2 separate regions of the Homo sapiens genome follow, and region 2 is linked to region 1. Evidence: read pairs that join two places in POLR2A ChIA-PET (ENCODE). Cell type or tissue: OCI-LY7. All regions are shown on one strand. Each heading gives the region's core, and the rest is flanking DNA. Links, peaks and the distances in the headings are about the cores only.

The links. ChIA-PET counts read pairs that join two places held together with the same protein. Peaks named below come from ENCODE experiments on the same cell type or tissue, not always from the same donor. Only the 100,000 strongest peaks of a DNase experiment are listed, where the experiment ranks them.
Region 2: POLR2A ChIA-PET joins it to region 1 with 10 read pairs; 8 of 35 experiments call an interaction of 5 or more read pairs at or near these places.

The regions. Positions count from the first base shown.
Region 1 is chr5:178,182,683-178,188,061 of GRCh38, reverse strand. It overlaps GMCL2 (germ cell-less 2, spermatogenesis associated), which reads left to right and starts at 691. Exons shown (of 1, transcript NM_001358008.2): 1 at 691-3,557. The coding sequence starts at 763. The coding sequence ends at 2,343. In OCI-LY7, for the core only: no CTCF peak of the experiment used is centred there; no DNase peak of the experiment used is centred there.
Region 2 is chr5:178,071,799-178,077,177 of GRCh38, reverse strand. LOC124901147 (a long non-coding RNA gene) reads left to right here. Exons shown (of 2, transcript XR_007059076.1): 2 at 978-2,070. Among named protein-coding and RNA genes, the nearest start is that of N4BP3, 39 kb to the left of the region's middle. RefSeq lists an enhancer at 843-1,092 and a silencer at 2,282-2,471. In OCI-LY7, for the core only: CTCF peaks have their summits at 928, 2,187 and 2,389; DNase peaks (open chromatin) are centred at 857, 1,137, 2,387 and 3,997; H3K4me3 peaks cover 341 bases.

The sequences.
Region 1 (5,379 bases), core at 249-5,248:
AGCCACCGAGCCTGGCCTATTTTATTTTATTATTTTATTTTATTTTTGTGCCTGGTCGCAAATTTACATTGGACTGGTTAGGCTCAAGCGTCTGGTACACACATTTTCCTTTGTCAGGTCTTGCAAATAAAACTTTGCTCCTAGGGAAGTGGTCCTTCTAAAACGGACCTTGGTTTTGGCTGCCAGATGAGAATTGCTTCCAGCAATGAAGAATGCTGTCCAAGGAGTTCAAGACCACCCGGAGAAACACAGTGAAACCTTGTCTCTAAAAGAAATTGTTTTAGGCCGGAGGCAGTGGCTCACGCCTGTAGTCCCAGCACTTTGGGAGGCCAAGGTAAGAGGATCACCTGAAGTCAGGAGTTTGAGACCAGCCTGGCCAACATGGGGAAACCCCGCCTCTACTAAAAATACAAAAATTACCCAGGTGTGGTGGCGGGCGCCTGTAATCCCAGCTACTCAGGAGGCTGAGGCAGGAGAATCACTTGAACCCGCGAGGCAGAGGTTGCAGTGAGCCGAGATCGCGCCACTGCACTCCAGCCTGGGCGACAGAGCAAGACTCCGTCTCAAAAAAAAAAAAAAAAAAAAATTGTGGGGGAGGGGTGCGGAGGTTGGAGGCGGCAGTGTCCGCTGCAACGGTTGGGGCTGCGCGTGAGAAGGTGGCGGTGTAGGCACCTGTGCTCGGGGAAGGCTGGCGGCGGCGGCCGGGCCATGGCCAGAGACCCCCTCCTCTGGGCTCCCTGAAGTCCTGGGGAGCCGTGACCCATGGGATCGTCGAGCAGCCGGGTGCTGGGCCAGCCGAGGCGAGCCCTTGCCCAGCAGGAACAGGGTGCCAGGGCCAGGGGCTCGGCCCGGAGGCCGGACACTGGAGACGATGCGGCGAGCTACGGCTTCTGTTACTGCCCGGGCAGTCACAAGCGCAAGCGGAGCAGCGGGGCCTGCCGCTACTGTGACCCGGACTCGCACAGGGAGGAGCATGAGGAGGAGGGGGACAAGCAGCAGCCGCTCCTCAACACCCCTGCAAGGAAAAAATTAAGGAGTACATCCAAATATATTTATCAAACATTATTTTTGAATGGTGAAAACAGTGACATTAAGATTTGTGCTCTAGGAGAAGAATGGCGATTACACAAAATATATTTATGTCAATCTGGCTACTTTTCTAGTATGTTCAGTGGTTCTTGGAAAGAATCCAGCATGAATATTATTGAACTGGAGATTCCTGACCAGAACATTGATGTAGACGCACTGCAGGTTGCGTTTGGTTCACTGTATCGAGATGATGTCTTGATAAAACCCAGTCGAGTTGTTGCCATTTTGGCAGCAGCTTGTATGCTGCAGCTGGATGGTTTAATACAGCAGTGTGGTGAGACAATGAAGGAAACAATTAATGTGAAAACTGTATGCGGTTATTACACATCAGTAGAGATCTATGGATTAGATTCTGTAAAGAAAAAGTGCCTTGAATGGCTTCTAAACAATTTGATGACTCACCAGAATGTTAAACTTTTTAAAGAACTCGGTATAAATGTCATGAAACAGCTCATTGGTTCCTCTAACTTATTTGTGATGCAAGTGGAGATGGATGTATACACCACTCTAAAAAAGTGGATGTTCCTTCAACTTGTGCCTTCTTGGAATGGATCTTTAAAACAGCTTTTGACAGAAACAGATGTCTGGTTTTCTAAACAGAGAAAAGATTTTGAAGGTATGGCCTTTCTTGAAACTGAACCAGGAAAACCATTTGTGTCAGTATTCAGACATTTAAGGTTACAATATATTATCAGTGACCTAGCTTCTGCAAGAATTATTGAACAAGATGGTATAGTACCTTCAGAATGGCTGTCTTCTGTGTATAAACAGCAGTGGTTTGCTATGCTGCGGGCAGAACAAGACCGTGAGGTAGGGCCTCAAGAAATCAATAAAGAAGACCTAGAGGGAAATAGCATGAGGTGTGGTAGAAAGCTTGCCAAAGATGGTGAATACTACTGGTGTTGGACGGGTTTTAACTTCGGCTTTGACCTACTTGTAATTTACACCAATGGATACATCATTTTCAAACGCAATACACTGAATCAGCCACGCAGCGGGTCTGTCAGTTTACGGCCTCGAAGGAGCATAGCATTTAGATTACGCTTGGCTTCTTTTGATAGTAGTGGAAAACTAGTATGTAGTAGAACAACTGGCTATCAAATACTTATACTTAAAAAGGATCAGGAACAAGTGGTGATGAACTTGGACAGCAGGTTTCTGACCTTCCCTTTATATATCTGCTGTAACTTCTTGTATATATCACCAGAAAAAGGAATTGAAAATAATCGTCACCCAGAAAATCCAGAAAACTGAAGATCTCATCAGTTGGAAACAGTAGCACTTTGAAAACTTTCAGGCCAGCTTTAATTTAATGGCCCTACTGATATTCACATCTAAGTTGACTAACAATGACAAAGGCCTTATGAACTGTACGGACAATACAGAAGACTATTCTTATCCTCATTGCATTTCTATGCATATACAAAAAAAATCATTTTAAAGCCAAGAAAATATCTGTCAAACCATTTCTGTCAGTACGATGTCAACTCATGCTTTTAATTCAGCATCAGCAGAAAATGACTGTAGGTAAATCTCACATTTATCTGCAACAAAATATAGATTTAATTTTTAGCTTAAACTTTGTTTCTACCTTATGTTAGTGGACCTCAGTTATCCATCTGTAAATTTATTTTTATTTGGCTAAAATAATCTAAAAGAATAATTTGGATGGCCAATTAGAAATGCTCTTTTGAGCTGGGGCATTTAAAGCTTTCCTTTAATATTTTTACCTGCTCATTATGATTCCTCCTTTTAGTCTAATATCTTTCCAGTTCATACTTGTTTTTAATCATTAAATACTTTCTTCCTGGTTTGGAGACTAAGCTGAGAAACTTTTTTTAAACTTAAGCATTGTCATATGCTATTTTTTAAAATTTGGCTTTCCTAGGATTTTAAGAACAATGAAAGTTAGCTTCACACCTTCAAATGATCTTGAATGCGTGAAAAATCAGTTTGATTCCAGGGATATTTCTTGTCTTACATGGTCTTTTCTTTGACAGTCTGTACACCTTTATTATTAGTTTTTGAGTTATTTATGTACCAGATATTATACTTTTAAATATTTTAATATTCTCTGATCTTTACAATTATTTATGTTCAAATTTTAGTTGGGAGTTTTGTTTCCTACTTAAGCTCAGGACTTGATACCCTCTGAGATGAGTGGCTTTGAGTGACATGCTAACAGCAATTTCATAGTAAATGTAAATAAGGTCAGAGGATCTAACATAGAAGCTGATGACGCATTAATGTAAAAATGGAACTTATTTTTGTCAAAAATAAGATGTACACTTGTCATGATTTATATATGTTGACCTTTTGTGTTTACTGCTGTTTTGAATAGAGCCATGTTCATTTTCTTTCCAGTTAGAGTAAGTACTTCTGTGGTTAATGTATATTTTTATTCTGGCTTTTAAAATGGGAATAATTTGTATGTATCTGTGCAAATAATAAATGCGCATTTGGAAAAAGATTAAGTAAGCTCTTATATGAAATGGACCAAAAAACCCCCCTTAATTGAAACCAACATTTTTTTTCTTTCTAGTTAGATTTTTTTCCAACTCCTTTTAACTTTTGGAATTTACTAATAATTTTTTTTCTTTCTTAATGATATGTCCATAGGTTCATAAATTGCTTTTTCTTTTAAAATTCATCTACTTGGTTTAACTTAAAGGAACCTTTTAAATGCCTCACCCTTGACCCCCAGAGCTGGAATTTAAATGTTTCTAATACAGTGATTTGGCTGTTATCAAGAGGTTACATTTCAGCTGGGCGTCAGCCGGGCATGGTGGCTCACACATGTAAGCACAGCACTTTGGGAGGCCGAGGCAGGCGGATCATTTGAGGAGTTTAAGATCAGCTATGAGCAACATGGTAAAACCCCATCTCTACTAAAAATACAAAATAAAAATAAGCCGGGCCTGGTGGCACACACCTGTAATCTCAGCTACTTGGGAGGCTGAGGCAGGAGAATCACTTGAACCCGGGAGGCAGAGGTTGCAGTGAGCGGAGATCGCACCACTGCACTCCAACCTAGATGACAGAGTGAGATTCCGTCTCAAAAAAAAAAAAAAAAAAAAAAAAGAGGTTACGTTACTTATTTTTGTATTTGACTATATTAGGCCTCTTTCACGGGAAGCTGTTGTTTTCTTTCCATCTCATTACCGTATAAGAGGTTCCTGACCCTTTATGTATTGAAAAATATAGAAATACCAAACTTAAATTATTTGGATAATTAAATTTTTGCAAATCTTGGAAGGAAAGATAATGTTTGAGTATATTAATGAATAAAGTTAACTGTTTCATTACACTTACATAAGTTAACTGGCCAAATTGGAATGATATGTGGTTTCATCCACTGGTTCTGTCCTGGCCACGTTGCTTATGTCACCCATAGACAGGATAATTCTTTCTTCAATCACGAGTAGGTTAATGTTCTTATTTGAGAAGTTGATCATTGTCAGCTAGTAATTCACACTGGTAGTAAACATGTGCTTTTGTTTTCTTACCAAACACTTTTATGTGTTTGCATAGTATATTCTTTTCAGCAGAAATATTTTCAATAGGCCGGGCGCGCTGGCTCACACCTATAATCCCAGCACTTTGGGAGGCCAAGGCAGGCGGATCACAAAGTCAGGAGATCAAGACCATCCTGGCTAACACGGTGAAACCCCATCTCTACTAAAAATACAAAAAAAATTAGCCGGGCGTGGTGGCGGGTGCCTGTAGTCCCAGCTACTCGGGAGGCTGAGGCAGGAGAATGGCGTGAACCCGGGAGGTGGAGCTTGCAGTGAGCCGAGATCGCACCACTGCACTCCAGCCTGGGCAACAGAGCAAGACTCCATCTCAAAAAAAAAGATAATAAAAAAATAAAAAAAGAAATATTTTCAATAAAGTGTTAATAGTGTAAGCTAAGATATTGTATAAACTATGGTTTATGAAAAAAAAATTTTTGTAAAATTACCTGGGCATGGTGGCACATACCTGTAGTCCCAGCTACTCAGGAGGAGAATCACTTGAGCCCAGGAGTTTGAAGCTGTAGGGATCTGTGATTGCACCACTGCACTCCAGCCTGGGTGACAGAGGGAGGCCCTGTCTTTAAAAAACAATTGTTTTTATAAGAATGCTAGTCAAGAAATGAGTTTCCAACAGGCACTCTTGGCCCCAATTAATGTTTCTCCATTTTGCCAAAAAAGTGAAAACTGGCCTCTCATGGGTGGGACCAGTGCACCCTGACCAGGTGCAACTGGCTGGGGCTGGTGTCACAGGCAGTAAAGGAATTTACTGAGACAG
Region 2 (5,379 bases), core at 316-5,315, 110 kb after region 1:
GACTGGGCAACAAAGCAAGACCCCCATCTCTACCAAAAAATGAAAATAAAAAGTTAGCCAGGTGTAGTGGCATACACATGTAGTCCCAGCTACTCGGGAGGCTGAGGTGGGAGAATTGCCTGAGCCTGGGAGGTCAAGGCTGCAATGAGCTGAAATCGCACCACTGCACTCCAGCCTGGGTGAAAGAGCGAGATCTTGTCTAATCTGGAACTCCCGGGCTCAAGTGATCCTCCCACCTCAGCCTCCCAATCTGAAACTCCTGGGCTCAAGTGATCCTCTGACCTCAGCCTCCCAACGTGGTGGGATTACAGTCATGAGCCACCACGCCCAGCCTCTTTATTTTGACAAGGGCTCACTCTGTTGCCCAGGCTGGAGTGCAGTGGCACAATCTTGACTCACTGCAGCCTTGACTTCCCGGGCTCAAGTGATCCTTGTGCCTCAGCCTTCAGAGTAGCTGGGACTAACCCAGGTGTGCACCACCATGCCTGGCTAATTTTTAAAAATTTTTGTAGAGACAGGGTCTTGCTTTTTTGTCCAGGCTGGTCTTGAACTCCTGGGCTCAAGTGAACCGCCCATCTCGGCCTCCCAAAGTGCTGGGATTACAGGCATGAGCCGCTGCACCCAGCATGGTGGTGTATTTCTGAAATAAATGATTGTGTGTGTTTTGCAGGCTACATATATTTTTGTGATTTTGAAGAACAGTGTTATTTGTCTGAGCTCGCTGGGATGGCTCATAGCAAAGCAAGCATTTTAACAAGTAGATACCTGGCAAATGACCCCCCAGCATGTGGGATTCAGCTGGGCTGGAAACAGCCCCCGCCTCTCAGCCCCAAGGCTGTTGTGGGTCGCTGAGTGGATAGCACCCCCTGCAGGACAACGCTTGCCAAGTGCCTGTCCCTGGAACATCGTCTAGCATGTTCATTACAATTTACAATTTTTCTAACACCAAAAATTGGATCCTCCTCTTCCCCCGTCAGGTTTTATGGGAGGCGATGTCGGCATTCGTAGGGCCTGTGCCTTTTCTGTGACTCAGTGATGGGCCAGTGGAAACGGCCGTTTCCACAGTTGGACAGAACGAGGTTTGTGTCCTGGTGTTGCTCACAGACGTCTCAACCAGACGGAGTCCGGACTCCACCACGTGGCAATAACGAGAAGGTAGCTCTCGGGGCGGTGGTGGGTTGAGATTAGATACATGAAGAGGCTGTCCCAATGTGAGCTGGGTTATAAACCCAAGAGAGGGGGCATGGGAGCCGAGGAGGGGACCGCATCAGAGGCCACCAGGCTGAGTAGGGCGGGCTTTTCACAGGGGCCTGGGTCACGGCTGTGATAAGCCCCCCGTTGTGGAATGCAGAAGGCCATGGTCTCTCAGTGAGTCGGGCAGGGCCATGGTGCGTGCCCAGGTCTACTTGACTCCAAGTCTTGTGTTCTTTCCCCTGTGGGACCTTCAGGGGTTTTGCAAATAGAGGTCCCACTCTCCAAGGGCTTCCTGTTGCACTGGGCAGAAGGGAGGGTAGAACCTGCCCAGCTGCGTCCTCTACTCTGAGCCTTTCTCTGCCATTTCTTCACCAGATGGCAGCTTCCTGCCTGGGAATGGAGAACTCGAGTGGCCACCCAGCATGACAGGCAGCCTCCCCACCCACTTAACCTCATGGGAGGTCCTGTGAACCCTCCACCTCCATCTCACGGGGCCTGAAGCCCACAGGGGGATCCTTAAGCAGTTGGAGTGGGTCCTGGGGCCAGCCCAGGGCTGGCACGGGGTTCGCATTTCACTTCTGGGCCATGGCAAGCTCTGGTTCAGAGCCTTAGCTCGGCAGCAGCCCCTCTGCACCAAGTCACTTGGCCCCTGCCACAGCATCACAGCCTGGAGCCCAACAGGATGAGCCCAGCTCATGCTTCTGAAGCACGGCTATTCTGACAGCCCTGGTCTTGGTGCTCATCACTTGCTTCTCACTGTGCTTTACAGGCAGAATGGGGACAAGAGCTTTAAGTTCTATCATTGTGATTCTTTTTTTTCTGCTGCAGTCCCTTATATGTAGCCTCCGACCAAATACAACTTTTGCCTTTGTGCTATTGCTGGAATGCAAAGCTTCTACTTCAGATGAGCGCTGAGAGCCAACAAGGTTGAAATGGAAAAGGATTTCCTCAATGTCTTTAGCTCCCGGGTCAGGTAGACAAGCTCGGAGGTCTTCAAACTGGGGGTACACAGGTTTCTGGGTGCACAAAGTCTTTCTAGGAGGGAAGAAAAATAGGTTTTGCTACTTTATTGACTAGTGAAAAGCAGCATGGTGGGGTGTGGCTCGCTTCTTCAGTGCTGCCTCTGCTCAAACCTCTATGGGTGCATACAGATGGGCAGGCTGTGGAGCTCCGACCCCACAGCACCGTCTAGGGGTGAATGTTCACAGCTCCTGAAGCCCCAGTGGGCGTGTGTACCATGTGCTCTTTCAGTTTAGCCGCCCATAGATGGTTTGTATTAGTCACAGCTCAATTAGACCCCTGCCTTATCACAAGAACAAAGGGCTTTCTGTGTCCTGTGGTCCTTGCTTTGGTGTAGCGGAAGAATTGGATCACACATGGTCTTGGTGAATGAGTGCAAGGTTTTATTGAGTAGAAGTAGCTCTCAGATGGGGGAGCCAGAAGGGAGATGGTTTTCTCCTGGAGTCGGGCCACTCGGTGGCCCGAGATCTCCTCCAACTGCCCCAGCCAAACGCTACGTCATTCTACCAGTCGATGGCCTGCCAGCATGCCTGTCGGTGTGTTCCTCTCCACATCCAGCCTCCTGTGTGTCTTCTGGCTACAGTCTTGGGGTTTTTTCCAGGCACAAGATAGGGGTGTGGCAGGCCAGGGTGGTCTTGGGAAATGCAACATTTGGGCAGGAAAACAAAAATGCCTGTCCTTACCTAGGTCCGTGGGCACAGGCTGGGGGTGGAGTCCTAGCCAGGGACCATGAACTCCTCTACCCAGCACTTCCTTTCCCCTCTTCTGTATCATTTAAAGGGACCACACTCTTCCCTTCCCAGCACTTCCCTTCCATATCACTAATATATGGAATTAAAAAAAAATTTTTTTTGAGGCGGGGTCTCACTCTGTCACAGAGGTTGGAGTGCAGTGGCATGATCTCGGCTCACTGCAACCTCTGCCTTCCAGGTTCAAGCGATTCTCATGCCTCAGCCTCCCAAGTAGCTGGAACTACAGGCATGCACCACCATGCCCAGCTAATTTAACACCTGGCTAATTTTTGTATTTTGAGTAGAGACGGGGTTTCGCCATGTTGGCCAGGCTGGGTTCGAACTCCTGACCTCAGGTGATCCGACCGCCTCAGCCTCCCAAAGTGTTGGGATTACGGGTGAAAGCCACTGCGCCTGGCCTAAAACATTTTTGTAAAAGATTTATCTATGATTCTTAGCTGATGTATCTTGAAAATTTGGGTAGTGCCAGAAAATATTGCAGTGATACTGGATGGTATGTTTACATTCCAGTGACAGGCAGAGCTTTAGGGAATCAGTTTCCAGGACTCAACTTCCATATGTCTTCTTGCCTAAAGTTGGCCAGGCTGGAACAGCATCTGAGGTGACAGTCTCTCTTCTCCATGATGCCTGCCCCAGATGTCACTGTGTGGGGTTGTCCCCCTTTGATGAAGTTCTGAAGGTAGGGGCATGGGAATGAGGTTAGGGAATTCAACGCAATTTTTTTTTTGAGACAGGGTCTCACTCTCTTGCCCAGGCTGAATACAGCACAATAGCAATCATGGCTCACTGCAGCCTCAGACTCCCGGGCTCAAGCAATCGTCCCACTTTAGCCTCTCTAGCAACTGGGACTCCAGGCATGCACCACCAGGCCCGGCTAATTTTTTAATTTTTATGTTTATTTTTGTAGAGACAGGACCTTGCTATGTTGCCCAGGCTGGTCTTGAACTCCTAGGCTCAAGCGATTCTCCTGCCTCGGCCTACCAAGTAGCTGGGACTACGGCCGTAAATCACCATGCCCGGCTAAGATGGCAATTTAAATTTAGTTCACTGCTTTGCATTTCACACCTCCTCTTTTGTCTAGAAATGCATCTTTCTGGAGGGAATCCCCTAAGAGCAAAGCCAAGAGAGCTACATAGAAAATACCAGCCCCTTTGGAAGCGCTTCTGTCCCTGTTCTCAGCGCTCATCTTAGGACGCGTCCTTAGCAGGACAAGCCTCAGAGCATCGGGAGCAGCAGAGGGTGGTGGTGCTGAGTCTTGCGTGGAGCCGGCCTGTTCTCTGGGAATACCAGCGTTTTCAGACATGTTGGCTGGAACTCACAGATGATATTTTTGTGAGATTTATTTCAGATGCTGTGTGTTAGTCAAGAACGGAGCCAAACTCTTTCGTCAAATCATATAATGGAATATATATATTTTCCTTTTATTTCATCTTTAAAATGTTTAATATTTTCTTTAAATGAAAAACAATTAAAATTTTTATATATTTATTTTTTGAGATAGGGTCACCTGGACTGGAGTGCAGTGGTGTAATCATAGCTTGTTGTAACCTCGAACTCCTGGGCTCAAAGTATCCCCTCACCTCAACCTCTTGAGTAGCTGGGACTATAGGCACTTGCCACCACACCTGAGTTTTATTTTTTATTTTTTTTGTAGAGAGGAGGTCTTGTTATGTTGCCCAGATTGGTGCTTAAACTCCTGGGCTCCAGTGATCCTCCTGCCTTGGCCTCCCAAAGTGCTGGGATTACACACATAAGCCACAGCCTTCTTTGCTTTGCTCCTAGGGGATTCCCTCAAGAGGAATGCATTTCTAGACAAAAGGGGAGGTGGGAAGTCACCCTGGATATAAAATATTTAATATTTTCTTTTCTATTTCTGTTATAAAAAGAGGCCAGGCATGGTGGCTCACACCTGTAATCCCAGCACTTTGAGAGGCCGAGTAGGGCGGATCATCTGAGGTCAGGAGTTCAAGACCAGTCTGGCCAACATGGCGAAACCCTATCTCTACTAAAAATACAAAAATTAGCCAGGCATGTTGATGGGCACCTGTAATCCCAGCTACTCGGGAGGCTGAGGCAGGAGAATTGCTTGAGCCTGGGAGATGGAGGTTGCAGTGAGCCAAGATCTCACCACTGCACACCAGCCTGGCCAACAAAGTGAGACTCTGTCTCAAAAAAAAAAAAAAAAAAAAAAATCTGGTGGTAGTAAGAAACTGTTTCAATACTTAGATTTCATTGGGTCCATTTAAAAGATGAATGAAATAGTTTTTATTTTAAATGTCAATCATTACAATAGTTGGGAAATTACATCTCTTGCAACAATTTAAATGTATAGTGAAAATTTCATATATCATCTTAAAAATATGCAAGAGAATACACATAGTTTTAAAAAGTTTTTAAATTCATTTTTTTTAAG